2 separate regions of the Mus musculus genome follow, and region 1 is linked to region 2. Evidence: chromatin loops called from intact Hi-C (ENCODE). Cell type or tissue: heart. All regions are shown on one strand. Links, peaks and the distances in the headings refer to the core of each region. The heading gives the core; the rest is flanking DNA. Region 1 holds the start of Klhl7 (kelch-like 7). Region 2 holds the start of Nupl2 (nucleoporin like 2).

Region 1 (15,246 bases), core at 2,490-10,489, 62 kb after region 2:
TCTGCCAGTGGATGGAAGTTAATACAGAAGACCGAAAAGGATCAAAGTGCAGGGATGAAGTCACTGTGGAGGACTCATCCCCAAATGGAACCCACCCACACACCGAGCTCAGAGCACAACAGGCAATAGCACTCACAACCTCTCAACAACTCTAGATGTTACCCAAAGCTGCACTCCTTCCTCCATGAGCTGCTGCATGGATGCCAGGGAACAGTCAGGTGTCTTCAGGGATGGGTGCCCTGATTTAGTTAGCCTTACAGCAAGTCCAATCAGTGTTGTCCTGCAAGTTTTATGTTGGTGGGAGGCTGATATAGGGAAGGGGGCACAAGAGAATCGGGAGTTGGAGGGGAGAGTTAAGAATTGATTTGATCAAATAAAATGTGCTCATGTAAAAAACTAAACTAAAAAAAAGCTCTTTACAAAACACAACACAGGAAACTCCAGAATCATAGTCATTTTTGTAATCCCTGAGCAGTGTGCCTCAAATGTGATCAAATCAGAGATTGGCCCCTCCTTTCCATCCCAGCCTACCCCACAGCTGCAGAAGGAAATCCTACAGGAGCTGCTGAAATGGTGGTTCCTGTCAAAGTGAAGGCACCGCAACACCTTCAGCCTATATCTGTTACAGGAGCTGTCCACGGTGGCAGATCTCCTCTCCAACCTCTCCAGCAGGACCTAGCTCACAGGAGCTGTCCACAGTGGCAAGTCTCTTTTCTTGCCTCAACGGGAGCTGACTTTCCTGCCTCAGCAAACAGTTCTCATAAAATACCACTGCAGGAGCTGACCCACAGGAGCTATCACAGGCACCACCTCCTCTCCAGCCTCCCCAAGCAGCTCCACAGATATGGTGCCTCAGCCAAAGCCACCTGCAGTCAGGACTTTCCAGCCTAACCCATGGGCCTAATGCAAGGGGAAGGGGTAAAAAACTGCCACCAATCCCTGAGCTTCCCACAAAACTCCACCAATCCCTGAGCTTCCTAAACTCAGTACTTGAAATCTCACCAATCCTCGATCTGGAAATCTCTTGCCCTGAAAAGCTCCACCTACTATGAAATCCTATATAAGCCCCGCCTTTTTTGTTTGTTTGTTTTGTTTGTTTTTTCCGAGACAGGGTTTCTCTGTGTAGACTTGGCTGTCCTGGAACTCACTCTGTAGACCAGGCTGGCCTTGAACTCAGAAATTTGCCTGCCTCTGCCTCCCAAGTGCTGGGATTAAAGGCATGCGCCACCACGCCCTGGCAAGCCCTACATTTTGTTCAGTTCCCTGCTGTGCACTCCTGGAAGCAGAGGGCAGCCATCCTTGGACTCATCCCTCCACGCTCTCCAATCATCAGATTTTACCAAATGAAGACTCAAGAGCCAGATGCTGTGGTGAAAGCCTGCGAGCTCAGAGAGGCCCAGCTGACCTTCCTAGTCCACAGATGTCCCAGAAGGAAAAGACTTTCTCCAGAATTCTCCACTGTTTTAAATACCTTCCAACTCTGTCTCTCTTTTCTGCTTATGTTTACTCCCTCTCAGCTGGTTGCTTGTTCTGTCCCTGGACCTAGGGTCACTTTACTCTTGGATTAAGAGGTATGCTAGGGTGAAGCCACACAAGTACTTGTTTACAATAAAAAGAAAGTTCTTGGGTTAACAGTCTGTCTTGGGGCTAAGCCATACCACAAGGTTTGGCCAGTTCATAATCTTGGGGTTCACAGTGTGTTCAAATATCCTGCAACACTCCAAGAAATCTCTTTTATGAGACTTGCTGCCTGGTGTAACTGTCTCATGGAAGAAGCCAAGGAGCAATAAAGAGAAGAGAAGGATGGCAGAAGTGGAGTGGGGCTGAGGCTCCTCAGCTCAGCTGGGGATGTCCTCTCCAGGGAGCTGCAAGACCTCTGCTAAGGCCAGAGCTGTGTGGTTCCTGGGTGTCCAAGTCCCAGGATACCCTTCCATCTGAGCAAAAACACTTATAATTTTAGCTAGCAAGCCTATCCAATTCTCAAATAGGCTTTGTGTTTCTCTCACAGAACTCCCAATAAGAGGTTTAACATAAGGTTTTAAATGGTAAATATATTTGAACTCATTTCATGGTAAAAAAAAAATGCAAATTATGATACTCTAAAGACATGCCCTTCAATATATTAAGAAATACATAGACATCAACATAAAAAGGTGCATTAACTATATATGAATAACAGTGATTATGATCCAGCCTTGTAGAGCCTTCTCATTATATTAGTTAATGAAATTAATCAAAACAAAAGGTTAGGAAAATCAAGTGGCAATCTAATTAAATAAGATGCCATTGTTCACTCATTAGAAGAGCTAAAGTAACAAATGCCATCAATACCAAGCTGTGTGCATTTGGTACAATTATGTTGGAAAACTGGAGAGCTATGTGCTAAAATCAAATGTGGTATCCTCTCTGTAATAACTCAGTAACTTCCCTCCTTGGCATTTGCCAATAAAAGCATAAACATATACACACCATTAAGACATAAAAAACATTCAAAGCAGTACTCTTTTTTAATGTTTTTACTTATTCTTTGAGAATTTCTTATGTTTTTGATGATATTCTTCCCGCCAACTCCTCCCAGAACCTCCCTACCTCCCCAATTTCATGTTCTTTCAGTGTTTAGAATTTTTCCCCCTTTTCCTTTCCTTTTTTTCTTTTTCTCTTGAAACAGTCTCATTTCATAACTAATGATACACTGGATAAATCATGATATATTTGTATAATGGAGAAATACCATATTCCATAAGGAATGAGCTACTTAGTCTACATAGTAACACAGATAAGCACACTAATACTGGTTTTTAAGAAACTGGAGCATGATGCCAGGGCATACCTCAGTGTGGGGTAGAGCTTGCTCAGCATGTGCAGGGCCCTGGGTTTAATCTCCAGTGAGGTAGAAAAGAAAACAATGGAAGCAAAATAAACCCAAGCATACACTGCATGATTCTATGCTTACCTATAAAAATAAATTCATAAGATAATGGTAATTGTCATGGGAGAAAGAGATTGAGAGGCACAAGAAACCATTTTTGTATTGGTCACATTTTAGTCCTATTGTTAAGAATGTATTCACTTTATAATTACTGAGTTTCTGATTTGTAAAACTTACACTTAATCAGAAAGTTCACTTTAAAAACAGAAAGACAGAAATGACCAGGATGATGAAGGAAAAAGCACAAACCCCAAAAAGCTAAAGCTGCTGTCAGTGTACAACGATACTCCTACAGTCTGTACCAAAGCTAATGCCAAAGCTTACATACACTGGTAATTAAACAATGGGACCAAGGCGGGCCCCTCAGAAGTAACTAGGTATAAAGGGATCCATCCTCAGGAACACAGTATGGTTCCTATGAGAGCGACTTAGGGGCTGGAGAGATGGCTCAGTGGTTAAAAGCTCATACTGCTCTTGCAGAGGACCCGAGTTTGGTTTTAGCACCACGTGGGATATTTCACAAATGCCTGTAGCTTCAGGTCCAGGGGACCTGATACCCCTGAAGGCACCTGCAGTCATGTGTACTATCTACTATCTACATGTACACGATACTCTTAAAAAAAAAAAAAAAAAAAAACTCTTTAAAAACAAATGAGTAGCTTAGTTGTATGAGTGAATTTTTATAAGAATGCCTGTCATTTCCCCCGCAGTCTCAGTTGTTCTCTAACACAAGGCCGATTCCTTTCTGATTTTCATGGTGCACTATATAGTACCCAACAGACGTTGAACAGATATTGGTAATGTCTTGGACTTCCAAAATCAAAAACTAAATAATTGTTTTCTTCATAATTACTAACCTTTGATTATTTTGTTATAGAAACAAAATAATGACCTCATAGCAGTATATAAAAGAAATGACCAAAATTGTGTTACCTAAATCCATAAACAAATTAGCAGGTAGGGTAGGGACTGGAATTGTGGTATGCTAACCTCCACCTGTTTGGAAATCTTAAAAGAATGTTTCAGGGTCTGTGCAGAGGGCTATTGTCATCCAAGCACTCATTTCCTTCATTGGCAATGGAATAAGGTTTAAATTGAAACAAAATATAACCCAAATTTGAGATACAAAGTATTTACCAAAGAACAAGAACACTTCTAAAACTCAAGCCTTTTCTTGGCCTCTGCTTCAACCTACCCCCATCAACTGCCCTTGTCAGTCATTCTTAGTTAAATCTTTCCTGTGTCATGAGCAACGCTATATGAACAATAACTACTACAAAATGAAACTATACATCTTTTTTTAAAATGTGATTTTCATGAAAATGGCCCCCACAGACCCATAGAAGGTGACAATGTTAGGAGTTTGGCCTTCCTGGAGGAAGTGTGTCACTGCTCAAGCCAGGCCCAGTGCCTTTTTCTGTGGCCTGCTGATCCAGATTCAAAACTCTCAGCTACCTCTTTCAGCACCATGTCAGCCTGCAGGCTGCTATCTTTCCCACAATGATGACAATGAACTAAACCTCTGAAATCTGTAAGCCAGACTCAATTAATGTTTTCCTTTGTAAAAGCTGCCTTGGCCATGGTGTTTTGGGACTTTGGACTAGTAAAGCAGTTGAATGTTTTAAGGTCTTAATGAGCCATAATAGTAGAAACAGGGACAACAGTAGGTTAATGAGGTGGTGGGGCTGGCTCAAATGGTTCCAGAGAAGAATGTCAGTACGTGGGCTAAAGACGATGCTTTTGATATTTTGGTGAAGATTGTAGCTGCTTTCTACCCTGCTGCATCCACTCCAGGAGTGACTCACATTACAGGTTTGGAAACCTGGAAGCAGTCCTTAGCAAAGAGTTTCAAGGAAACTCAGCCTCCTGGAACCTTGGCATTCATTCCCATAGCTAGAATGCATCAGATTTGTCCCTGCAATGTTGTGGAGGGTCTTGCATGCTTTCTTACAGTATTTTACTGGATAAGAGTTAGAAATCTCAGGGCAAGCTTAGCAAAGTATACTTAGAATCTTCACTACAGCCAGGTATAGCAGGCTACATTGCTATTAGAAGCAAGTTGGTGAATTCTTCTGACAAATGGAGATTCCCCACAGACACTTAAAAGAACAGCCAAGTTACCTTCATATGCAAGAATTTACCAAGGCCTAGGAAATAGGGGTTCTGGTATTGCATTATTCATGAGGTCTGCTAGATCAGAACCCCCTGGTGGTGGGCTTAACAATAGACTAGCATTACACCTGGCTCCCTTCTTAGAGGTAAATGTGGCCTGGTCTCCGCCATCTTTTGATGTATGCATTCCTTTTGTTTTGTGTCACTGTAACTTAGCAGGGAAGTGTTTGCCTGGTTTCTTGTTACTCTTCTGTATAAAAAGTAGGTTGCTCGATTTGACAAATTATACTCAGATTCAACATGCTCTCTCCTGTCGTCTCTGTTTGTCACCCACTTTTGCTGACTCCTTCACCCACCTGCAACCAGAGACCCGTTCCACGAAGATAGAAGACAAAAAAAGGGGATAGTCTGTTGCACTACCCTTGTCCAAAAATCTGCCTGAGGCTAAATTGGAAGGTAATAGATTAACAGCTTTGGCAGAGATTTCAAAATATCCTACTATTAACTGTGTGGTTATCAGAGCCATTTTTATATAGATCTATAATAAAAAGGAAGAAGATGAGCAAGGAAAATATATAAAATGTACAGTTTGAGGAGAAAAGGGGCACCAGGAAGTGTAATGGTCCTTGTGCTCAAGGAGATGAAAAGTTGTAAAAACCTGATTCTAACTGTAATATAAGGGTGGTGACCTCAGGGCAAGACTCCATCCAATTAATCTTTCAACTTGTGAAAAAGTTTAGGGCCAGACACACTAGTACACACCTTTAATCAATCCCAGCACTCAGGAGGCAGAGGCAGGCAGATCTCTGAGTTCAAGGCCATCCTAAACTATAGACCAAGTTCTAGGACAGACAAGATTAAGCAACAAAAGAAACTACAGTGAAAATGTTTTGAATAAGAGGTCCGTGTTCCGCCTTTAATCCAAGCACTTGAGAGGCAGAAGCTATACAGAGAAACCCTGTCTTGAAAAAACCAAAAAAAAAAAAAAAAAAAGGGGTCCGTGTTCCAGCCCCAGCAAGCATCAGAACTTGGCAATAAAACCATAAAACAAAGAAAAATACATGAATCCATTAAGGTGATTAAAATGCTCTAGGAGTCTATAATAGCTCAACAAAAATAAACTATGTGAATCAGTACAAAATGGTACTATGCATCTTTGTTAAATGCAGGAATCCTCCAAGTTGATAAAAATGCTACAGGAGTCTGAAATACACCATAAAACAGATTAAATTAGCCACAGTAGAAGGGTCAGATCCCTGAGTGCTCACCAAATATCCATATTCTTCTTTGTATTCAATAGCATAACCTTGATTTTTCAGTAAATCTCATAACTGTATTTCTATTTTAACAAAAAAGATGTCACAATATTCTAAAGCTAAGTCTAAGAAATATGAATTAATTTTAAAATCAAAGAACTAAATAACATGTTGGTTCAGACCATCTTCTTGTAACACCTGATGGATGCTGTGACTTTGTTGCAGCCTATCTAAGGAATGAGGTAATGCTTTGCAAAGCTCCAGCCCACATCTGCCACAGTTCGGGACAGTAGGAGTATACCAGAATGAGCTTAAACAAATTTAAGCACCAGTGAGTTCGATTTAATTACCACTAGAGGTACACATCAAAGACACTTGCAATCTCAAATCATCAATTCTGTAGATCTCAAAAAGGTTACACAAAAAGAACACAAATATGAAAAGAGATGCATTTTAATAAAGAAGCCAGCCATTCACAGCTATTTCAGCATAAAAACCAGGAAAGATATAGGCATTGAAAACATAGTATCTATCCGCTACAACCAGAGCAGTGTGCCATCTTGTGAACAAAGAGAAGACTGCTGCGACCAGTGTTTGGCCTTAAGAAATCAGGAGTTGGTATCTTCCGAAATAAATCTTAAGATTCTTCTGCTGCCCATACTCACAGCAAAAGCGTCAGAAAGCCGAATTAGGTTTTTTAATCACTCAAGCTTATCTGTAGTGCTTTGTCCTCTTGAAAAACAGATTTCAGAGTCAACAAACTGACAAACATCCCCAGAATCCATAATGTGTTCTCTACCAAGTAAAACTCACGGAACCAAAAACCAACCAAGTGGTGTTCCCCTGCTTACCGGTCTATTGGAGGTTATAATCTAGTTAATTCTATCAAACACCTATCTACCGTCTCCATCGTTAAGCCGTGCCTTTCATAACCCACCTTTCAACCAAATGCTGCGGTTTCTCCAATACACGGCAAAATCAAAGACAGCACAAAGAGATCCTCTTGGTTAACAGTGGCGCCAGAACCCTTAGAAAACTGCTATTTACTGGTGACTGGCGTCGCCCTAAATGACAGGTGATTTATCAACTCGTGCCACTTGGGTGACAGGGCGGCGGGGCGGGAGCCTCCCTCCGAGAGCTCCAGATGACACCGCACGGTAAGGGAAGGCTCCAGGCCTCACGGGGAACTGGATGAGACCGGTTACACAACCGCCCCGGAGGCCCCCCGCCCGCCGCAGGAGTCCCCGTCGAGCGGGCCTCGGAAGCCCCGTGGCGGAGCAGGCCGTCAGCCAAGGCGCCGGCCCCGCCGCCAGCCTCCGCCGGACCCCTGCCCACCGCCCCGCACCGCCCCGCACCGCCCCGCACCACCCCGCACCGCCCCGCACCTGTTTCCTCATGTTGTTCATGACGCCCATGAACCCCGCCAGCAGCTTGGCTTCTTCGCGAGCCGCAAGTTTCTTCTCAGTTTTCTTCTTGCTACTCTTTTCCACGCCGGAGGTGGCCATCCTCTCTTTGCCCTCTGCGGGTTCGCGGCGACAGTTTGCCCGCCACACGCGGCAGTCTGGAGCACGGCTTCGGCGGCGGAGCTCGGAGAACTGCGGGAAAGCCGAAGGAGGACGAGACGAAGCCAACTCGGCCACGGTTGCAAGCGAAGGGAGTCCCAAGCATGCGCACTGGGTCGGGCGGGGGGGGTGCGCTCTAAGGAGGAGGGGGCGGGGCAGTGCGTCACAGCCACGCGACGCCCTAGCAACCGGCTGCGTCGCGCGGTGCGGCGTCCTCAACAGTGGGTACCCTTCGGCCTGATCCAAGCTCGCGTGTGCTTTTCTTCTACCAAAGGCCGACTTCCCAGGTTTAGATTTCGTGATGATCTATTTTGGATAATTGTGTAATAGAACAAACTAAGACGTCTCCCTATGGCGTAAGCTCCCTGAGAACAGGGTCAGTTCTTCACTGCCTTTTCAGACTGGGGCTCATTGTAGGCGCTCAGTAACTATTACAGGAAAATTGCATACTGCAAGGCAAAGGTTATTTAGGATAAGCACAAGAGTTACTTGTTTGAGATTCAGAAAGCAAAACCATTGTCCTGTCGATTTCTCCTCTCCGTGACATGCCTGCCTGTTTAGTAGGCTGTCTTTCTCATTAAAACAGATCTGGTGGGTGATGGTGGTGGTGGAGGCAGAGAGTGGTGGACTACTGAGAGAAACCCTGTCTGGGGAAAAAAACAAAATCAAAAAAACCAAAAAACTAGAGAGCAGGTGTTAGTTCCAGCCAACTTTATTGAGGTTTCCCCGGGCAGTTCTACTGGAATACAGAACTCAGTCCTAGAACTCACAGAAACATGTTCATAATGAGTTTTTTATTTTGCTGTTTAGGAATACACAGGACTGAAGTCGTTATTTCTAGTAATGAACTTTCTACATAGCCTCAGTTTTCTACCTAGATGTATGAAGAACTAGACAGAAGTTTTATGTAAAATGATCTAGACCGCTGTTGATCTAAAACAATAACTGCTTAAAAGAAAATTAAATAAATTATTTTAAGCTGCATAGGGTCAGCAATGGCCTAAAAAGGGATTGAACATATCCTGGACAGTATGTTTCTTTATAAAAGAGATTAGATAAATATATTTATCTGCAGGAGGTGGGGGAAGAAAGTTAATCAAGGCGTTTACCAGATACACTGGTGGGAGCATCAAGTTGGTGGACCACAGCACAGTGAGAAAATCCTTTTGGAAGTTTTAGACGTCATATATATATGATGCCCCCTTTCAACATGTTTTATTTAAGATAACTTTTAAATTAAATATATTCTAATCATATTTTTCCTCTCCCTCAGATCCTTCCAGATCTTCCTGTCCCTGCTCACCCAACTTTTTTTTTTTTTTTTTTAAATATATTTATTTATTTATTATATGTAAATACACTGTAGCTGTCCTCAGACACTCCAGAAGAGGGAGTCAGATCTTGTTTCGGATGGTTGTGAGCCACCATGTGGTTGCTGGGATTTGAACTCCTGACCTTCAGAAGAGCAGTCGGGTGCTCTTACCCACTGAGCCATCTCACCAGCCCTCACCCAACTTTTAAGTTGTTTGTCAAACAAACAAATCCAATACTGTAACAAAACCAAGAAAATATATAAAATGACACCCCAAAAGAAAAACAAACATCAAGTTGTAATTAAAGAAAAGTGCATGCGTGCTTGTGCATGCAAGTGTACACACATACACACACACATACACACACACACACACACACACACACACAAAGCTGGAGTCTATTATATGTTTGTCAACTATTCCTGAAAATGAGACCTTCTCTGGAGTGATTGGTATACACCAGTGTCACGCCATTAAACAAAACTGTTTTTCCCTCTCCCAGCGGGTATAAATGACAGTTTAGTTCTTACCTTCATCCTAGTGGTTTTCATGCATTCACTTTTTTAAAAATACAACAAAATAAAATATAAAACAAGACCCATTACTTTGAGATTGGACCAGGCAACCTAACAAAAGGAAGAAAACCCTTGAGAAGACACAAGAATAAGAGACCCACTTGTTCACAGACAGGAATTTAAACAACAACAACAACAGCAACGCACTAAACTGAAAAGCCATACTGTCTATACAGAGGACCTGGTGCAGACCCATGCAGACCTTGTGCATTCTGTGTCAGTCTCTGTGAGTTCCTGTGAGCTTTGCTCATACTGATTTAGTGGTCCTTGTTTCCTTGGTGTCCTCCATCCCCTCTGGCTCTTGCGCTCTTTCTGTGCTCTTTCTACCTCCTGTTTTGCAGAGTTTCCTGAGCTCTGATGGAAGGGATTTGTTGGAGACATCCTATTTAGAGCTGAGTGTTCCAAGGTCTCTCACTCTCATTGTAATGCCTGGCTGTGGGTCCCAATATTTGTTTCCATCTGCTTCAGGAGAAAGCTTCTCTGATGATGGCTGACCAAGGCACTAATTTATGAGTACAACAGGATATTTTTAGAATAATAAATATTATTTGTATTTTATTACTACACTGATTTCTTTTCTCTCTTTTTTTTTTTTTGACTAGTATTATTTGATTTTATCCTAGGTCCCTGAACTATCTAGTCTCTGGTTCTTGGCCACCCAAGTAGTATGGACCACCCAAGCAGAGTTGGTTGCTTACTCCAGAAGCTTTGTGCCATCATTACCCTAGCATAACTTGTAGGCAGTACACCATTGTAGATAAAGAGTTTGTTGCTGGTTTGGTGTTTATGTTTCTCTTTTGGTAGCGTGAAGAATACTTTCTGTACATAGCACAAAGGGGCAAAAGCTCTATGTAGGTTCCAGCTTGACATTCCCATGTTCAATGAGTTGTATGGATGCTGTCTTCAGCAGTAGGGTCTTGCTGTCAGTTTGTGGAGAGCAGCCTATCATCTAGGTAACAGCCTGGGTTGGTTGGGGATTACAATAAGGCCCCATTGGCCAACAGCTCAATGAGATGTAACCCAATCGTGGTCCTGGAAGTTTAATTTGATGACAAGAGAAGGCCAGCTGAAACTCTGTGTCCCCTGTCATTTGGTGATTTCTTTTAGATCAACTTCATATGTGTATGTATTTTAGGAAGTTTCTGCACTCTTAACCTTAGGAAGGTAGAAGCCAAGGGTCGCTAAGCTTACATTCTGATTATGAGAATGTTAGAGCAGATACAAACATTGATGTAAATGGATAAACTGAGCCCAGGATTGTGTTGGCTCTCTTGACATCATTCCGTCCCTCCACATTCCCAGCAGCCATGCAGTCTGCAGGGTCTTTAGAGGAGATGCTGCTGTTCCAGAGAACTTTGGCGCACATTTTGAAGCATTATGCTTTCTCTTGATTGATCAGTACAAACAATAGGGTAATAGAGAAAATAGCAAGTAAGGGTCTGTTGTTACAAACCAGAAAGATGTGTTTCTGTTTACATGATTTTTTAAACTTAGGGATTCTCTAATGTCTGTTTACTTTAGCTAGTTGATAATTTGAGGACTTAACAAATGTGGCGTGTTAACAGCCAAAATTACTTAGCAGAGAAATTGAGAAAAAAAAAACAAAACAAAATAAAACCATATACTTTATTAAATGAAGCAGAATGCTGGAGAATGAAAACCTAATTCTAAACCTCTGGAGACAGCAAGAATCCATGATTCAAAGTCAGAAGTGAAGGTGATAAGATAGAGTGCTATTTCTAAAAAGGCAAAAAGAAACAAGAAAAAAAGCACATATGACTCCCTCCTCCCATCAAGACCTGATTTTCTGACGTTGCTCTTCTCTTCTGTCTCAGTCTGTTCTATAAAATCTACTTTTTGAGGCCAGCGAGATGTCTCAGTGTTTAAGGAGACTTACAACCAAGACTGATGGTCTGAGTTTGATCTCTGAAACTGCTGGGTAGACAGAAATGCACACACACACACACACACACAGAGAGAGAGAGAGAGAGAGAGAGAGATTGTCTATCATCTGTCTGTCTGTCTGTCTGTCTGTCTGTGGTGGTTTGAATAGGAATGCCCCCAATAGGTTCATATATTTTAATGCCTAGTTGTTAGGAAATGGTGCTATGATGCTACTTGACAGGGATTAGGAGGTGTGGCCTTGTTGGAAGAAGTATGTCACTGATGGTGAGCTGTGGGGTTTCAAATGCTCAAGTTAGGCCCACTAAGTCTCTCATCCTGATGCCTGGATCTGAATATAGAACTCTCAGTTATCACGTCTCCCTGGATGCTACTGTGATCCCCACCATGAGGATAATGGACTAAACTTCTGAAACTGTATGTAAGCCCAACTACATGCTTTAAAAAAATAAAATAAAAAGAAATAAGAGTTGCCCTAGCCGTGGTATCTTTTCCCAGCAATAGAACAGTGACTAAGACATTAGCTATCTGTATACATCTATCTATATTAAAAATCAGCTCACCTTAGAAACACACAAATCCTTCTTTCCTCAAGGTCACACCTGAAAGAATGCTTGCCAAAAAATCGACCATAAAAAATTCAGACACAAGCTACTTTAATGGGCACAGAAAAGTTGATGGTCTATTGTAGGGCATGTGGGACCTACACTAAGTCATACGGCATAAGGCAGGCATCAGAACCCATGAGGCTGAATGAGCTCATACCCCGGGAACCTCAGACCTGAGAACGGCAAGAGTGGAGGCATTCCCTACCCGCCTCTCCCTGCTCTGCTACAACTGAACCATGACGCCCCATGAGGACTATGGGCACTGGGATCACATAGCACACATACCTGGAGTTCTTCTCCATGCTAGTAAGGTATCTAGATAGCCTTGTGCCTTCAGCCAATGAGCTTCCCTTCCTGGGTATTTTCTCCCACAAAAGATATATAATACTTGGTTCACCCTCAATAAAGTATATGGATTCATAGCCACCATCAAATAAACCAATATGAACAAGCAAGGGTCGTCTCAGAGCTGCTTCATTAAGGGTCACCACAGGGAAGGCCTTTGATTAAAGAGCCTTGCCTAAGACTCCCAAGGGAGGCTTTTTTCCCCTCCAGACCCTCTGATACTCTCGGCCCTTGCTATTAATCATACTGGATTTTGCTAGTTCCAGGCTCCATCTTCCCCCTCCTGCCTGGCACATAGATGCCCCAAGAGAAAAGGCAGACCACAGACCCCTATTCCTGACTCCTCTCTCAGCAGTACACCTGGCGCCTAGGTACCCGGAGAGGAGACTGGGAACAACTATGGACCCCTGTTTCAGACTTTGCCCTGCCTCCTTCCGGCAGTGTGCCAGAGGTGTCCAGACACCAACCCCACCCCGTCCCCCAGAGAGAGACAGACTCAAGTACGACAGTCTAGGTCTCTTTTAGGTCCTCTGAATTTCCTGTGTGAAGCTCTGGCTGACCTAAGGTGAACGAACACTCAGCCTGCACACTCAGTAGACTTTACTGAGAAAGGCTTTAAAAATACAAAAACAATTCCAGCACTTGGGAGGCAGAGGCAAGCTGATCTTTGAGTTAACCTGCTCTTCAGAGTGAGTTCCAGAACAGCTAGAGCTGCACAGAGAAACTCTGTCTTTAAAAACAAAAACAAAAACCTTAAAACAAACAAAACCAAAAACACTGGACAACCAACATGTTCACTTGTCAGGTTCCCACATGCCCTTTAAACCCTAAAGTCTGTCCCTAACGGGTTTAAAGTGCTCACTGTAGGTTATGGCCTGCCATCTTCCAACTCAGCAGCTTGAAATGAAGTTCTTTTCCCTTTACTTTTCCTTTCGACTCATCGCAGCTAAGTGCTTGATGTTGGGACAGCCCTTTCACATATCACAAAACACAGAAATTCATGGAAAGAACATGGAATTTAGAGTCCATAGACAGTAGGGAGATTACACAGCACAGACATTAAGTGTTGCTTGGATATAAAATAAACACCCCCAAGATACCCTGTCTTGTTCTCCTTATCTGTTAAAGTAGAATTTGATACCAAACTGGCAAGAGGATTTTAAAAAATGCTTAAGATGCCATGTGGCTGTGGAAAAGGAGGACACCCAGCGGCCTGTCTGCCTTGTGGCTCCAGCATAGGGAAACACCCAGGGGTCCACTAACCATATTGCTTGCCCACGGCAGAAGCCACTGCACTCTTCAAGTACAAGGTGGGCAGATGGGAGAGAGAGGTGGAACAGTTTGAGCATTATGAAGATGGAACTGGAGAGTGGAGCGTGAAGAGGAATACCATGTTGTAAATAGCCTGCAGTGCCACCTGAGGCAACGTTGAAATCCAGCCCATGCTGCCACTGAGGGCCACATCAGGGTTCATGGTCATGCAGCAGCAGGGGTCTGTGCTGTTGTTCCTTATCCCGGGCTTTTGTCCCCGCCAGCAAGAACACACTCAGGACAAGCGGAATCTTCTGCGGCAAAGCTTTTATTGCTTACTTATCAGGAGGGAAGACCCCCGAACCGGGAAAATGGTGCTGCTTATATAGCTCACAGAGTGACGTTTTAGCACCTGATGTGGCCTGACAGCTCCTGATTCGTTGCTCGCCCATCACCCCATTACTATGCTGCGAGATGGGCAGTGACTAGGCGTGAGTTCACTCTTGCACTTGTGCATAAGGCTTGTTTACTAGTTAGGCGCAGTGGAAGCCAGCGCCATCTTATAATGGCAATTGCTCACTGCACGCCCGCGATTGCTCGCGGCACGGCTCTCCACAGTTCCTGGCTCCTATTACCACACTAAAGACCATGCAGACATCCCTGGTCTAAGCTGCCACCTGGGACTATGTTGATGTCCAAGGGCTATTCAGAGCTGGCCCTATCCCTCACTGACTGTGGCACTCTGGAGAGCTGGCCCTATCTCTTACCAGCTGAGAAGTCAGAGGCACTCGGGAGAGCAGGCCCTTTACCTCACCTTGACAGCCTCACCTTGACAGCACAGTACAGCTGGCCCTGGTGGCAGGGGCAAGGGCCAGCTGGCCCCAGGGCATGACCGTGAGAGAGCTGGCTCCACCACTCATTTGTCATGAGGTGGCATGGGTGCAGAGATGATGTCCCCTACTTGCCACCTGAGGCATTTAGGAGAGCTGGCCCCACCCCTTGCCTGCTACAGAATATGGGAAAGCAGGTCCACACCTTAACTAGGCAGCACAGTAGAGCTGGCTCTGGTGGTATGGATGCAAATGAGCCAGGCCCCGGGGGCATGAGAGTGAGAGAGTTGACCCTGCCCTTAGAGCTGCAGCACTGGGTGAGCTATCCCTGACAGTGCTGGAGAGCTTGCACGGGTGCTGTGGTTGTGGGAGAGCTGGGGGGCTGATGCACTCAGCTACAGCCCGGGCTTTGAGTGGTCCACTCTAACATCTACCTCATCTGTGAACTGCTGCAGTGTGTTAAGGGCTGTTCCTGCAGGTCCAACGCTGCAGGATCTCCATGACACAGGGCAACAACAGGATATCCCTGAGATGCAGGACTGATAGTGTAGCAGAAACTAGAG
Region 2 (15,246 bases), core at 4,566-12,565:
TGAATGATCGGCCATTAGCCTGTAAGCTGAATAAACCCGGTCTTTGCCAAGTTGCTTCTGGGTCATGGTGTTTATCACAGCAACAGAAAAGCAAACTAGGACATGGTACAAAAGAAATATTCTAGCTACAGAGAAGTTTGTTTTTTTGTTTGTTTTTTATTTTTTGAGACAGGGTTTCTATGTATAGGCCTAGCTATCCTGGAACTAAGTCTATAGGCCAGGCTGGCCTGGAACTCAACAGAAATCCACCTGCCTTTACCTCTAGAGTGCTAGAGTGCTAGTTGTGCTCCAACATCACACAAAAGTTAGGTCTTTATAATGAAAATGTATCCACATACATTAGTGAGCTTGTTAATGTTTGGCTTCTCAGATAGCTTAGTTGGTTTTTCTAAATACTAGTTTTAAGTGTGTGTGTGTGTGTGTGTGTGTGTGTGTGTGTGTGTGTTCTGGAGTACTGATGTCTGTAGAGGTCAGAATGCAGTGCTGGCTCCCTTGGAACTAGTTACAGGAAGTTGTGAGGCAGCCACCATGAAGACTGGAAGCTGAACCCACATACCCTGCACCAGCAGGACATGCTCTGAGTTGCTGAGTGGCTCTCACCAGCTCTGTCTGCCAGTTCCTGTCTGTGCTTCTCTGTGCTTCTGCTTTTATCCTGCTATTGGCTGTTGTATACAAACTACATCCCAAAGACTTGTCACTGGAAAAACAAGTCTCAATGGCTTTTTCAGATAAATGTGGCTAGAGAGTGGAAGGTTTTTATTTTGTTTGTTTTTTCAAGACAGGGTCTCACTCTGTAGACCAGGAAGGCCTTTAACTACAGAAATCAGCCCCCCTCTGCCTCCCGAGTGCTAGGATTAAAGGTGCATGCCACTATGCCCAGACAAGTGGGAGGGTTTTAAAGGCCAGTTATAAAGCAGATATAAAAGCCAATTAACTTTTTGAGTAGTTAGATTACAATTCATCTGTCTGTTCATCTTGGACTTAGAATGGATTTCAGCCAGCGTGATTCTGTAACAAGACACTTTGGTCTTGAACAAGCCCTAGAGAACTTCCATACATGACACAGGGCCCTCTAGAATGCAAAAACAAAAACACAAACTAACCCTGAAGTCGACACATATTCATGCTATGACTAGTCTGTCTGTCTGTCTTTCTCTCTCTCTCTCTCTTTCTTTTTTCTTTTTCTTTTTCTTTCTTTTTCTTTTTTTCGAGACACAGTTTTTTTTTTCTTTTTCTTTCTTTTTTTTTTTTTTTCGAGACACAGTTTCTCTGTGTAGCCCTGGCTGTCCTGGAACTCACTCTGTTGACCAGGCTGGCCTTAACTCAGAAATCCGCCTGCCTCTGCCACCATGCCCAGCACCACCACTAGCCTTACTAGAAGAGATTTTTAAAGACTGGGAAGCTGTTGTCCTCATGTGACAGAAAGGGTTTCCATCACTCTACCTTTTCCCAGGGAATTTCAGTTTTACTATTGGCAGTAACCCTGTCATTCTCTGCCACAATCGCCCAGGTGACAGGTTTATCTCATTCACTGTTCTGTTCTCATTCAGAAAATATCTACCAAAGCCAAGTGTGAATAACCATAGAGCTGTTATTCTTTCCAATACCATCTGGTGGTGGCAAACATCCCTTCGCGTGAGCAGCACACGTGGGTACAGGGCAGAAGCACGGAGTACATGCACCCCTGCTTTGTCTGAGGTAGGTAAAGTGCATAGTCAAAGGCTAAGAGGGTGTAAAATCAGAGACTGTTATTTCATTAAGAACGGAGATAATTTTACCTCCTCGAGTTCGAATGCTATTCCAAATCCTTCTTCCCATGATTCCTACAGTCTACGAGCAGCTTGTTGCTGTTTCGGTTTATGCTAAATCCATCAGTTTTACTCAACAATACTTTTATACCAATACTACACATTTCAATCAAAATGGCCATTAGTGTCTTAGTATTATTATGAAAACATTTATGAATATATCCAGTTCCTACAGATATCTCAGGGATAGGCTGCCAGATTTAACTAACAAAAAACCCAGATGTTTACATAAATTAAAATTTCAAATATAAAACAAATTTAAGGATGTCCCAGATATTACATAGGATACATATATTGAAAATATTTTCTTTTTAAAAAAGATTTATTTTATGTATGTGAGTACACCAGTGCTCTCTTCAGACACACCAGAAAAGGGCATCAGATCTCATTACAGATGGGTGTGAGCCACCATGTGGTTGCTGGGAATTGAACTCAGGACCCCTGGAAGAGCAGTTGGTGCTCTTAACCGCTGAGCCATCTCTCCAGCCTGAAAATACTACTTTCTTATCTGAAATTTAAATTTAACTGCATGTCCTATATTTTACATGATCACCCTATGGAGAACTCTCTATATTTCATATTTTGAAATGTAAACCAGAGATGTAAGACATTAGGCTTTAGGTCCATTTGTAAATTAAGATTTAATACTTGGTAGTACTTAAGTACTAATATTTAAATTTAAATATCTAGGGCTTACAAAGCTTACAGAAACTACCACTATCTTAAACGGTCTGTTGTCATGGTTTCTTGTTTTCTTTCCTCCAGGATACAAGGTTCCGGGAAGAACCCCAACCGCTCATGGTTTATGTGTCCCTCAAATGCAGATCAGGGTGCAGGACAAATGAAAGTCAGTAAAGAGTTTTTACCTGAATAAGAGAGTGGTGGTGGTGAGCCAGAGGTGAGGGGTGAGGCCCAGCAGCGCTCCTGGAATCTGACCCTGACTTCTGGGCTGGGCTGGGCCACGCCTGCTGTCTCAACAGGAGAGACTTAGGCTCTCCATGAGAGGCTTGGAAGAACTTGGCAGTCATAGGGATCATGGGAAAAACCAAATGGAAAGAAAGGAGTCTTCTAAAGAGATGCCATCTCTATGGCTCCTTGAGAGTTCCGACAGGCTTTATGAAGAAGCAGGATTCTTGGTGGGGAAGAGGAGGAAAGGCAAGGCAGCAGCCAGGGCTCCAATGGAGGGCAGCGTGGGACCCTCCTGGCCACAAGGTAGCACTGAGGGCATCCTGAGGGTTTACAGAGGGAATCCATAAAGCAGGGCCTCTCCTTAGTTGACTGAATTAAAACTGTGTAGATCCTGATTTTATTATTCTTTCTTGAGAATAAATAATATAAACTAAAAGAATTACATTATGGCTTTCAGTCTCTGAATCATTTAGCTGGGATACTTGAATACTTTAAAAAAGATCAAATTCTAGCTGTGCCTAAGTTTGGAATAAATTTATTTAGCATGGCCTAGTTTTAGACAGTAGAAATTTTATATTTTAAAAACACATACAAGTACAGGGTTGCATCCATAGCCTAGTGGCAGGGCTCTTGCCTAGCATGTATGCTGGTCTGGGTTCCATCCTCACCAAAAAACAGCCAACAAGTCAAGCACGTTTCCCAGTTACCTGAAATATTGGGTTTCTTTCTCACTGGCGAGTAAACAGAAAACATCCACTGTCCCGACGACTCCCAAACTTCTACGTCCTTAACAATTCCTTCCCTGGAAAAAGAAGAAAAGAAAGAAAAATGAGAGTAATGGATATTTTACTTGCTCATTAAAATTTGTTACTTATGAAGTTAAGTGACTAAAAATTTAAATTCTAGTAAATACATAAGTTTACATATTTTTAATTTTCTTTTCTTTTTTTGTTTTTGTTTTGTTTTTTGAGACAGGGTTTCTTTCTGTAGCCCTGGCTGTCCTGGAACTCACTCTGTAGGCCAGGCTGGCTTCAATTCAGAGCTCCTCCTGCCTCTGCCTCCGAAGTGCCAGATTAAAGGCGTGTGCCACCACCATCTTCTTTTCTGAAGACTCTTTTCTACCTCAGAAGTTCACAGAACTATGAATGACAACCTGAGCATGGTGGAACACAGCTGCAGTCCTAGCACCTGGGTGATTGAGGAGAATTTTGAGGCCAGGCAGGTAACACAGTGAGTTTAAGGTCAATCTGGGCTGTACACTGTTTCCAAAACAACAAACACCTTGTATTTTGTAGTTACAAATAATAAAGAATAATTAATAGTGCTATCTTTTTAATTAATAGAAAAACTAATCCATATACTTAAGAATTATCATAAATATAATATTTTTTAAAGAACTAAATACAATGCACAGTATTTTTAACTGGAAACAATAAAAAGTACCACTACCAGTTATAGAGAATCATTAAAATTTAAGAGTGGGTTATAGGACTTCAGATATATTTTACTTAAATTTTCTACTTTGTAATATAGGAAACAGGTCCATGTACTTAAAACATATACTTTTAAATAATTTATTTTTAGCTTTATGTGCCTTGGTGTATGTCTGTGTGAGGGTGTTGAATCCCTTGGAACTGGAGTTACCAAAAGTTGTGAGCTGCTGTGTGGGTACTGGAAATTGAACTCAGGTCCCCTGGAAAGACAGCCAATGTTCTTAACTGCTAAGCCACCTCTCCAGCCTTCAGATCTGTGCACTTAACAGCAAATCTGAACAAAGTTATACATTTGACTCTAAATTAATGTTTCTTTCATATCGAATGTGACCATTAACTACTAAAGTGATAGGTATCACAAAGGATGCTATTACACTTAGGATCACAATAGAACTTTGCCTTGTTACACACACACACACACACACACACACACACACACACACATACACACACACACACACACACAATTGATGCTTGAAGATTTAGGCACAGTCCTCAGCATTTCAGAAACAAATGGCTGGTGAAGTGACAACACTCTGGAGACAGAGAGGCAGTGAGACCTGAGTTACAAACCAGCCTGGACTACATAGGGAGACCCTGCTTTCAAATAAAACAAAGCCTGCTTGTCCCCTTAAAAAAAATACACCCCAAACTAACCTAAAAATTCACTCTTTATGGAACTTCAAATAGGGAAACTGAAATAAAGGTTTTACAAAGAAAAATATGTGATATTATCAGTACCCTTGAGGATAGCGATTGTTCTGAGTTACCCGATACTCTGTAAAGAGCACAGAGCACACCGACTTTAGTTTAAGCAAGACTGACCTTTGAAATATGCTAGTACAGCAGGAAGTGGACCAGAGCAGACAAACCTAAGAACGCACACTAAGTGATGAGGTCTGAGAAGCTCACAGTGTGAACAGACTGGCTGAGCCACAGGGCCACGGGTGACTTCTTTTTCTTGTTTTGCTTACTGAAAACACTGTAATTGCTTCTGGAAAAGCTAAGCAATTGATTTTCTACAACACTTTTAACTCACAGAAGTTTCTTTTCATCTTTCTGCTCATCAGAGAGAGGTGAAGCAAAAGGGTTTTGAGATGACCCAAAGCCTCTGCTGGTAGAAGCCCCAGAATCAAAAGAGCCGAATGGTGGTTTGTCCTGATCTCTGCTGCCACCCCATGGTGTGGACTTGGGGAAGCTGGAAGGCTGGATGACGTTGGAGTACCTCTGGCTGCTGGCATTCCACCCTCGACGGTTATTCCCTAAAATAATCAAGAAAACAAACAATCAGAAAATTGGTAAATTTTTCCAATCTTGAAGATCTCTATTACATTTTATGTTATTATGTCTTGACATTATACACAGTGCTATTTTCTACTAGTTTTAAATGACAATCCCTTTATGAGTTATAGTTTGTTATATGTTATAACAAGTCACATAATGTTCTCTTTATATTAAAAAATGAGATCAAGGCCAGGTGTGTTGGTGTAAGAATTTAATCACAGCACTGTGGAGGGAGAGACAGGCAGGTCTCTAAGTTCCAGGTCAGTCAGAACTATATAGTGAGGCCTCATCTCAAAAAGCAAATAAAAACCCCAAAACCCAAGCTGACAAAAAGCAACAACAAAGTGAGATCAATGTGATCATAGAAATATAAAGACATATCGGTGAGTTCAGTGTTAAGCCTATTAAATTGACCATGAGGGAATAAATAAAAAATACTCTAAACATCTCTAAAAGCTTTGCGGTGAGCCCAGCTCGGTCAAGGCCCTCATTTGACCTATCATTGGATGTGTGTGTATGCTTCTGCACTGGGCCATAGAGACAATGAATGAAAGAGAACAATGAATAAACTGGATAATAAAAAGGGTTAAATTTTACTTTCTGTCCTTAAATAGGTATTTAAAAAGTGTTTGCCTCTGTCTTTACTTTGTGGACACAATGCCCACAACCTATCCTTCATATAGAGATCGCAGAGCTTACTAATAGGTAAAGTATAGCGTAGATTTCTAACAACTCATAAAATAATAATAATAAGCCAATAGGACTTGTTTCAGGTTTTGATACTGTTTTTAATCTTATCACTTCCTAGTTTATGCTAGGATAAAGGTAATTTATCTTAGGATTTAGAAAATATATCACTTAATATATACTAAAAACAGACTGATAGAGTACTCCTCTGGCTGAAATAGACATGCCTTTAGTACACAGCTTTAATCTCAGACATCGAAAGTAAAGTTAGTCTGTAGAAGGAAGCAGCTATGTTTGAAAGTGGTATCTAATTGAGTGCCAGACAAAGTGACAAATCAGAGAAAAATTTGACAGAATAGGATATGCCCAGCTCTCACAGGAGGAGGAACAGGAAGCTACGTAAGATGGAGCAGAGCAGAGGGAAAGAGAGAGGTATTTAAGGCCCAAATGTGGGCCTTAAAATTACAAAGCATTCTTTTTCTTTCTTTTCATTCTAAAGTTTTATTTGTATTTTTCCCCTAATTATCTATCTACTGAACATTTACTTGCAAATTACTACATTTAAAGTAGGTTTCCAGAGACCAAATGGCAAACATTCCTCTCAGCAGTCCCTGGGAGTATACCAGTATCTATCGGAACCTGACTCCTAATTTGGAGTCTTTCACTAGAAGCATTGTAGATGATACAATCTGTCTCCTCCACGAAAAGACTGGAAATATGAAACCAGCATGAACACAGGGGCTGGAGGAGCCTTAAAGAGAAGGGGAAAGAGAAGCACCCACTGACAACGTCACGAACTAGGTTCCACTGGGCAGTGGTAGCACATGACTTTAATTTCAGCACTCAGGAGGCAGAGGCAGGTGGATCTCTGTGAGTTCAAGGCCAGCCTGGTCTACAAAGAGTTTTTCAGGACAGCTAGGGCTGTTACACAGAGAAAGCCGATCTCTGAAAACCTAAAAACCAAAACAAACAAAAAACTAGGTTCCAAAATTAAGAGAACAAAACGTATTTATCTGACTTCTAAAACCTTGTTTTGTGCTGGTTTAATGTCTAACCCCTGAATACCCTTTCCACAAAACTTGTAAGGTTCTTGACCCAGTGTCGGAAGCTACTAACTAAAGCCCAGATTTTAAGAGCTTGTGATCACGGACAAGGAAGGGGAAAGAGTAGAGAAAGGGGTCTGAATGAACCCACGTGAATTCTCCCTACCACTGCCATTCACCAAAAAGGAGGTTTTGATGAAGATATCTCTAATTTAAAAACGCAGTGTTTGACAGGAGCACCCAAGTCCAAACGCCTGTCCACGTGTGACGATCAGAAACGACTTGTCAAACTACTGGGGGTGAGACGTCGCATGCCAGGGCAGGGGCCCGGGGTGGAGGTGTGCGTCCGCAGCAAGTGGCCCTGGCTCAAGGCTCCCAGACCGTCACCTGAGGGTGGCTGCTGCTGCGGTGGCGGCTGCCGAGCCCCGCCCGCACCCCGGGCGCCGGGATGCTCGTTCCAGCAGCGGTCTCCGAAGCGGCACCGGCCTTGAAGGAAAAACTGGCATATGGTCATGGTAGCGCCGTCCCAGCTCGACCCTGCTCGCGGTCGCCGGCGAGGGCCCAGGCTCCAGCAACCGAGGCCCGGCTAGTGTGACGTCATCGCCCCGCGCCCAGAGGCTCTGTGACCAGTGTGCCGTGAGCCGCGTGGGCTTTAGCCAATGGGATTTAAGAAGAGCAGAGCTGTCAGCGCTCGGGTATGCTGAAATGGGACGCGGTCGTTGGATCCCTGACCCGGACCCGGACCCGGACCTGAACCCGGACCCGAATCTAGAGAATACCAGATATAGCAGACAACCAGCAACCCTCTAGTTGGCTGTATACAGTCTGCGAGACTCATTCGTTCTTTACATTTACTTGGGGGGGGGGGAGGTAAAAATGGGCTTAACAACGAAAAAAAATCTGTTTATCAAGAGAGATTATTTACAGAAAGCCAGCTGTAACCAGGAAACAGGACTCAATGCAGGCGAAAAGCATCTATTAGTTTCTTAGTCGGTAATGTCTTAAAATTTCACGTAAATGTTGCCTTTTGAAATTTCATCAGGAAAAATGACAAAGAGTAAAACCGACACAGAAGCAGCCCGATTTTCCTCAGGAGCAGTTTCAGATAAAGGTTTTCTGAAAGTATCCAATTTACTGTTTTTTGTTTGTTTTGTTTGTTTTGTTGAGATACGGTCTTACTAGCTGGCCTCGAACCCACAGAAATCCACCTACCTTAGTGCTAAGATCAAAACCGTACACCCACTACGTTTCATTTATTATCTTTACAGTTCTCATGCAGGACCCTGTATCAGTATAAAACAAGTACATTATATAACAATGAAATGAAATTGCTCTTGGAAATTAAAATTGGAGAATGGGGATAAACTAAGAGTTGAAGGCAGCTTAGAGACTCCTCAGACTCAAAGTATACCTTGAGTCTCATTTTATATTTTGGTTATGCTAGAGGATGGAGAGATCAAAAGCAAAACTCTAACTAGTAATCCTAACACTTGTGATGGTAAATACTGTCAACTTGATTACTTTTAGAATCACCATAGACACAAATCTCTGGACTTGGAGGGTCAGACTTAGATCCCCATAGATACACACCTTTGAGCATGTCTGTGAAGATGCTTTCACAAAGGTTGAACTGGAAAGATGTACCCTTAATGAGGACTGCATTCTCAAAGGAGTGGGCACACACTGAATAAAAAGGCAAATTCAAGTTGAACATCCATTGCTGTTGCTAGACTGCAAATACAATGTGCCCAGCTGTCTCATGCTCCTGTTGAAATCCCGTCCAAGCTGTGCTAGACTGTACCTTAATCTGTGAGCCAGAATCAACACATGCTTCTGAGGTTGCTTTTACCAGGGTTTGTCATAGTAATAGGAAACACAATCTAGATAGCTCTATATGTAGGTGTAATCTAGCATGGTCTCAGTCATCCTCCTGCCTCAGCTTACCAAAGTGAGAACTGCCACTATTTTGAATCTTCACACCCGCCCACAACAAATTGAGTTATGTTTAAAAGGAGTAAAACTGGTAATATCAGAGTGAAACCTTAAAAATCTTTGGAGGAAAAATTAAGGGGTTCAAAAGGATCAATCAGGATTTAATGCTGCAACCCACAAAATGCTCTTTCATAATACCAGTTTACTGAAGTTTAATGAGAACTGGTTTGGTGCCATATTGGATGGAGTAAATTGGATTTTACCTAATGCAAACAGTCAAAAAAGAATATAGATTTAGTTGAATAACTTTATTAAATGGCACATTTTGATATTGGTGTATTAAAATGCCTCATGACTCAAACATTTTCATGACACTATAATGACAAGTTTTAAAAACTAGACCACAGAGCCACAGTTACTGTTATAATATGGAACAAGTTTTGTCTACTAAACATTCATACTCAAATTGTGATTCTCAAAAGTAAAACCCATGTATCATCAAAATAAAGCACTTCAAAGGACAGAACACTGACAAACCCAGTATCTACTGAAATGAAAGCAGAGTACATTATAGGAAAGGAACTTTTTGAAAAAGTAATGAAATGTACTTTATATACAAAGAAATTTGAATACAAAGCAATTTGTATATGAAGTAATATACTTTGAATAGTTTACTTTTACCCATTATCCTTTAGAATTGTGAATGATAGTTCTGGTTTGGGGGAAGACGTGTTCTTATTAGGAACATGATACAGGTTATTAGGAGTAAAGGAACTTTATAGAAAGCTTTATAAAATGTTATGTGTTCTAGTTAATCAGCAGCCTAAAAAGAACAGCTAATATAGTCAAAATATTTTAACAGTGCTGCCTATTCTACAGGGGTAACTGCTCTATCAGTGTGATTACAGTGTAATAAATGAGTATTTTGTCATCAGAAAATTTAGCTATGTTAACAATTTTTCTCATGTTTTCCTGCATGTATGCATGTGCTTCATTGTGTGCCTGGTACTTGAGGTAGCTAGAAAGAGGGCACTGAATCCCCCTAAACTAGAGTTGTAGATGATCGTGAGCCTCCGAGTGGATGCAAAGGACCACACCCAGGTCCTTCTGCAAGATACAGTGCCACCTCTCCAGCTTCAAATAGCCACATTTTTTTTTTTCGTTTTTTCGAGACAGGGTTTCTCTGTGTAGCCCTAAGCTGTCCTGGAACTCACTCTGTAGACCAGGCTGGCCTCGAACTCAGAAATCCGCCTGCCTCTGCCTCCCAAGTGCTGGGATTAAAGGCGTGTGCCACCACTGCCCAGCTCAAATAGCCACATTTTAAAATAGTGCAAATTTCAACATCTTACATAAAAATATTTACAACAGTCAGAGACTGAGAAGCCAGATTGAATCAGTTTGAGCCAGAACAGCTAAGTTGAACCAGCCAGAGTATAGAAAGAGCTAGAAAGGGTGAGCTTGTTCAGCAGTAAGTCTCAAAAGATGAAAACATTCTAGGCCTAGATAAGATTGTATGGAGGCTGGAAGCTTCCAGGACCTCACCTAGGTTAGCAGACAGAGGCAGTGAGCCTGAGATGACAATTACATCAAGTGAATAAAAGATCATTTTACAGTCTAGAGGTGGAGGTTGTCTAAGGCTGGAGTTTGTAAGAGTGTACTGGGTTAAATAGTGTTCCTCACAAAATTCCTATCTATCCAGAACTCCAGAATGCATTTCTACTTGAAAACAGGATCTTTGCAGATGTAAGTGGTTTAAGACAAAGTACTAGAATCCTTCTGATGTGGTGGTGCATACTTTTAGTCACAGCATTTAGAAAGCAGAGGGTGGGTATCTTAACTCCAGGCCAGCGGGGGATGGCTCCAAGGTTAAGGGCACTAGCTGTTCTTCTAAGTACCTGGGTTCAGTTTCTAGAACCCACGTGGTGGTTCACAACCAGATTCGGGAGATCTGACCCCATTTTCTGACTTCTGTGGGCACCAGGCATACAGATGGTATATATTCATTCATATGTAAGTTAAAAAAAAGAATGGTTCAAATAAATGCTATTTACAAAAGAACTAAGTGAAAATAGTTACACAAGAGAAAGAAATGACCATGAGAAGATGAAGGTGTAAGACTGCAGTGCAGCTCTAGGTATAAACTAAGAAGTAAATGTCAAGGACTACTGGCAACCAGCAGCAGGGGTGGGAATGGGGTGTGTGGCGGTTTTGCCCAATCCTCCAAAAGCCAGATTTGAGACATCTGGCCTCCTAAACAGTGAAAATATATTGGTTGGTTTAATCCATTAAGCAAGCAGTAGTTTGTAGCAGTGTAGCAAGCTAGCACATGGGAATAGGAGTGACTACAGTAAGTACAGGGCTTCTTTCGGAGGAGTTATGAAAACACTTGAAAAATACAATGATGACTGTACACAGTGCATATAAACATACTTTTTAAAAAAGATTTATTTATTATATGTAAGTACACTGTAGTTGTCTTCAGACACTCCAGAAGAGGGCGTCAGGTCTTGTTACGGATGGTTATGAGCCACCATGTGGTTGCTGGGAATTGAACTCAGGACCTTTGGAAGAGCAGTCAGTGCTCATAACTACTGAGCCATCTCACCAGCCCCGCATATAGACATACTAAAAGCCACTACATTAGTACAGTTTAAATGGGTGAACTGTATGCTTATGAATTACATCTCAATAAAGCTGTCTATACATAAGAACTTGACAGATAAATCCTGTCACTTTTCAACTTCACTTTTAATTTAAACATTTTAGAGTCTGTTCTAACTTCCATTCAGAGAAAAATTTTAAATGGAAACTTTCACAAATTTAAGAAATATTAATGAACACACGTAGAATGAATAAACAAAGCAAATCTATTTAAGTTAAAAATATTTAATATCAGATAAAAACATTGATTGACAGTTTAACATGGCACATTTCATACATAGTCAAAGGGCAAAACATTACTGAGAAAAATTAATAGGCCGTTTGGTAATTTGTTGTCCACATAAAAGCAATGAATAATGATATACTTAATGCCAATTATTACAAAACTTTTAGAGAAAACTCAGTTACCTCTAACATGTTCTGCTAGGAGAAAAGAAAACTGTATTTTTTAAAATCCATATGCTACTGGGCTACAATTATCAGTGCTTTTCTAGTAATCTAGAAATTTCTTCCAACAGCTTTTCTTCTGTTGGTCAATCGTTCCTACTGATTGGCTCTCGCATAGAGAATGAGGACATAGAGTGCTTTTTACACTGCTGAGTAAAACCATATGAATTAATGATGGGTGCTAAGCTTAATATTTTATACAAAAATGTATAATATTTCATTTAATTGGACTGAATATATTATTTCATGAGTAACTGGGTACAGTTAAGTCCCAAAAATCTGAGAAGTTTTGTGAGAAAGTGTGTATGTTTAAGCCATTTTTGCTTACTTTAAAATGGAATAATTTGGCACTAAATGAAATAATGAAGACAAGCAAAATACATAACACTATTACAGTTACTCTATCAGAGTTTACCATCTCCGACTATAATTCATACGATTACTTAGTTCTTGACCAAACAGAAACAAAAAGCCCTAACTACACAGCACTTACACAATTAGGAAAATAGAATCTAGAGCTAAGCTGGGGCTCTTTCTCTGATGAGCATGCCCCACTCTGCCACAATCAGTTATATATTTGCAATTCACGTTTTCAAGAAGTGCTTGTAACTTTTCACGTTTTCTGGCTGATAGGTTCTTGGATGGCCAAATAAAATATGATCTTTGAATTAAGTAAGGAGATCCAGATAATATAAACTGTTATCTTATTGGAATCTTACTTTATCAAAATACCAGATCAGAACTTCATAACCGAACTCTTGGAATAAACCACTGGTGGCCATATCTCTAAGTTTCAGATGAGTGGAAGTCCATTCACCATTCATGTTTCAAGGGTCTCTTCATTTGCTCCACAAGTATCAACAACACAAATTAGACAACTTGTGACTGGGAAAGCCCGGACTTTTGAGTTGGCGATCCACTTATCTGTTTCAGTATTATACTCAAGGATATGCCCCAATCTGCCTACACCCTGAAAACCTGCCAGGACATAGATGACAGAGCCAACTGCTGCACACTTCACCGTGACACCCCTCCATGGCATCGGTGACACCATCTTCCATTCATTTAACTTGATATCGTAATATTCCACATTGTCCAGACCACCTTCAAAAGAACAACATATGAGAACTTTATTTTATTAGTGATTGCTGGATCTCTTCATAGTTTCTAAAAGTTTTATATTTTAGTTTCAAAATAAAATTGTTAACCACATAGAAAGGATATAAGAGCTTTATGATCATTACCCACACGCCCACTACCTAAATATTTATTCTTGAGAAATTTTCAGAAATATTTTTTCTACAAAGTAAAAAAAACAAACAACAACAACAACAACAAAATAAACCCTACACATTTCCTACAAATGTTCCATCCTGGAAAAGAAAATTAAAAAGTATCAGTGATTTGCTTTGATTATAAATTATTTCAAATGTTTTTCTATCTTTTAGCAATTTATGAAAAATACCAGTGAATGAGAATAACAGAAAAGAAGCTATTGTTTTACTTAACACTTAAAACCTGACAAAATGAAGGGCTATTCTCGAGTCAGTTCCTCTATCGCACTATTTAACTAATTAGTTAAGATCATTACTAGCATTACGTGGGAACGTGAGAAGGTCAATCTTGAAAAGCAAGGCTGCGTCCAAGCAGTATCTAAAGTGCTGAAAGCTAAGATGGCTTAGTAGTCAAACATGTCAACTGCTCACTATTTCTCAGGCACATGTGACAGTACTCCCTATGGGCACATGAGAAAGCACAGACTTGTCTGAGGTAGTCACAGTCACTTGACATTTCATAAAGTTTTGTTAGCACTTAGACATAATGCTGTGTTGATTCAATTTTAAAAAATGTTCCAGTAATTTAAGAACTTATCAGCAAACCCAGAGAAACTGCAAGTAAGTTAACAGCATATACCTAAACCATTCTGACCACCGACAGCAAATATCTTGTCCTTCACAAACACCAGCCCATGATTCTTCCTGGGCTCAATCATTGAACACAGCTCAGTCCATCTGGAAGAAAAGAAGGTTTTGGTGCGCTCATTTACAAGGAGTGAAAGGCTTCCTGCCATGCTTCATACATGGTCATACATGTATGTACATACATGTAAATAAACCTCAAGGGGTTTTAGATAATAGTTTTATAGATAAGGTAAATTGGAGACTTTAATGGGAAATAAAAACAGGAGGAAACAATTTATGTCTTTTGAAGAAATCCATTTTCCATAGTTTCCAATAATTCTTGAAATGGCAACAGGAGTGCAGAGGAAGAATGTAAAGCGTCAATCACATCCTCTTCTGCCTTCTGAGACAGGGGCCTCTCTGTGTAACCAGAGACCTAGAACTTGTCATGTAGATGACACTGGCCTTGACTTGGGATGCTCCTCCTACCTCTGACGCTCAAGTGACAAGAATACATAATATACCCCATAGAAGGAATAAATACATGTTTTGGTTTGTTTTTTAATAGCTACTACTATAGATGTCAGTATGGCCCTGTTTTACAAGAAACACACACACATTTATGTGTGTGCTTACCCAAGTAAAATAACAATATTGTAGCTTGAAAATGGGAACAATAAGTATGGTTTCTTTACTGCTTCTATATAGTAAGCTGCCCCCATGTATTACAAAAATACAAGGCTTGGAAAATTCTGTTTACATTCTTTCTTTTCTAAATATGTCAATAATATAAAGTTCATGCCTTCATGTACATACATTCTGAAATCTGACAGCTTAAAAGTGGCCTAGTGTCACTTGCTCTTCCTGCTGCTTGCCAATCTCTATGCAGGACTCTCAGGTACCTCGCCAGCACCATGTCTGTTTGCATGCCACCATTCTTCCTGCCATGATGACAATGGACTATGCCTCTGAACTGTAAGTCAGCCCCAATTAAATATTTCCTTGTAAGAGTTGCCATGGTCATGGCACAACAACAGAAAACCTAAGACACATTTCATAAATGTTTTTTAGAATTGAAAGC

What was found. Hi-C counts contacts between places; a loop is a spot of excess contacts. Peaks named below come from ENCODE experiments on the same cell type or tissue, not always from the same donor. Only the 100,000 strongest peaks of a DNase experiment are listed, where the experiment ranks them.
Region 1: it touches region 2 in a loop (7-fold over the local background); 15 of 42 quality-filtered maps call a loop at or near these places.

The regions. Positions count from the first base shown.
Region 1 is chr5:24,093,311-24,108,556 of GRCm38, reverse strand. Klhl7 (kelch-like 7) reads right to left here and starts at 7,967. Exons shown (of 11, transcript NM_026448.3): 1 at 7,683-7,967. The coding sequence starts at 7,802. In heart, for the core only: CTCF peaks have their summits at 6,856 (motif pointing left) and 7,850; DNase peaks (open chromatin) are centred at 7,486 and 7,946; H3K4me3 peaks cover 2,291 bases; H3K27ac peaks cover 1,633 bases.
Region 2 is chr5:24,157,569-24,172,814 of GRCm38, reverse strand. Klhl7 (kelch-like 7) reads right to left here. Exons shown (of 11, transcript NM_026448.3): 10 at 14,179-14,276; 11 at 11,584-13,368. The coding sequence ends at 13,085. Nupl2 (nucleoporin like 2) reads right to left here and starts at 7,852. Exons shown (of 7, transcript NM_153092.4): 1 at 7,612-7,852; 2 at 5,250-5,472; 3 at 3,425-3,519. The coding sequence starts at 7,738. In heart, for the core only: a CTCF peak has its summit at 5,386; a DNase peak (open chromatin) is centred at 7,834; H3K4me3 peaks cover 1,700 bases; H3K27ac peaks cover 1,274 bases.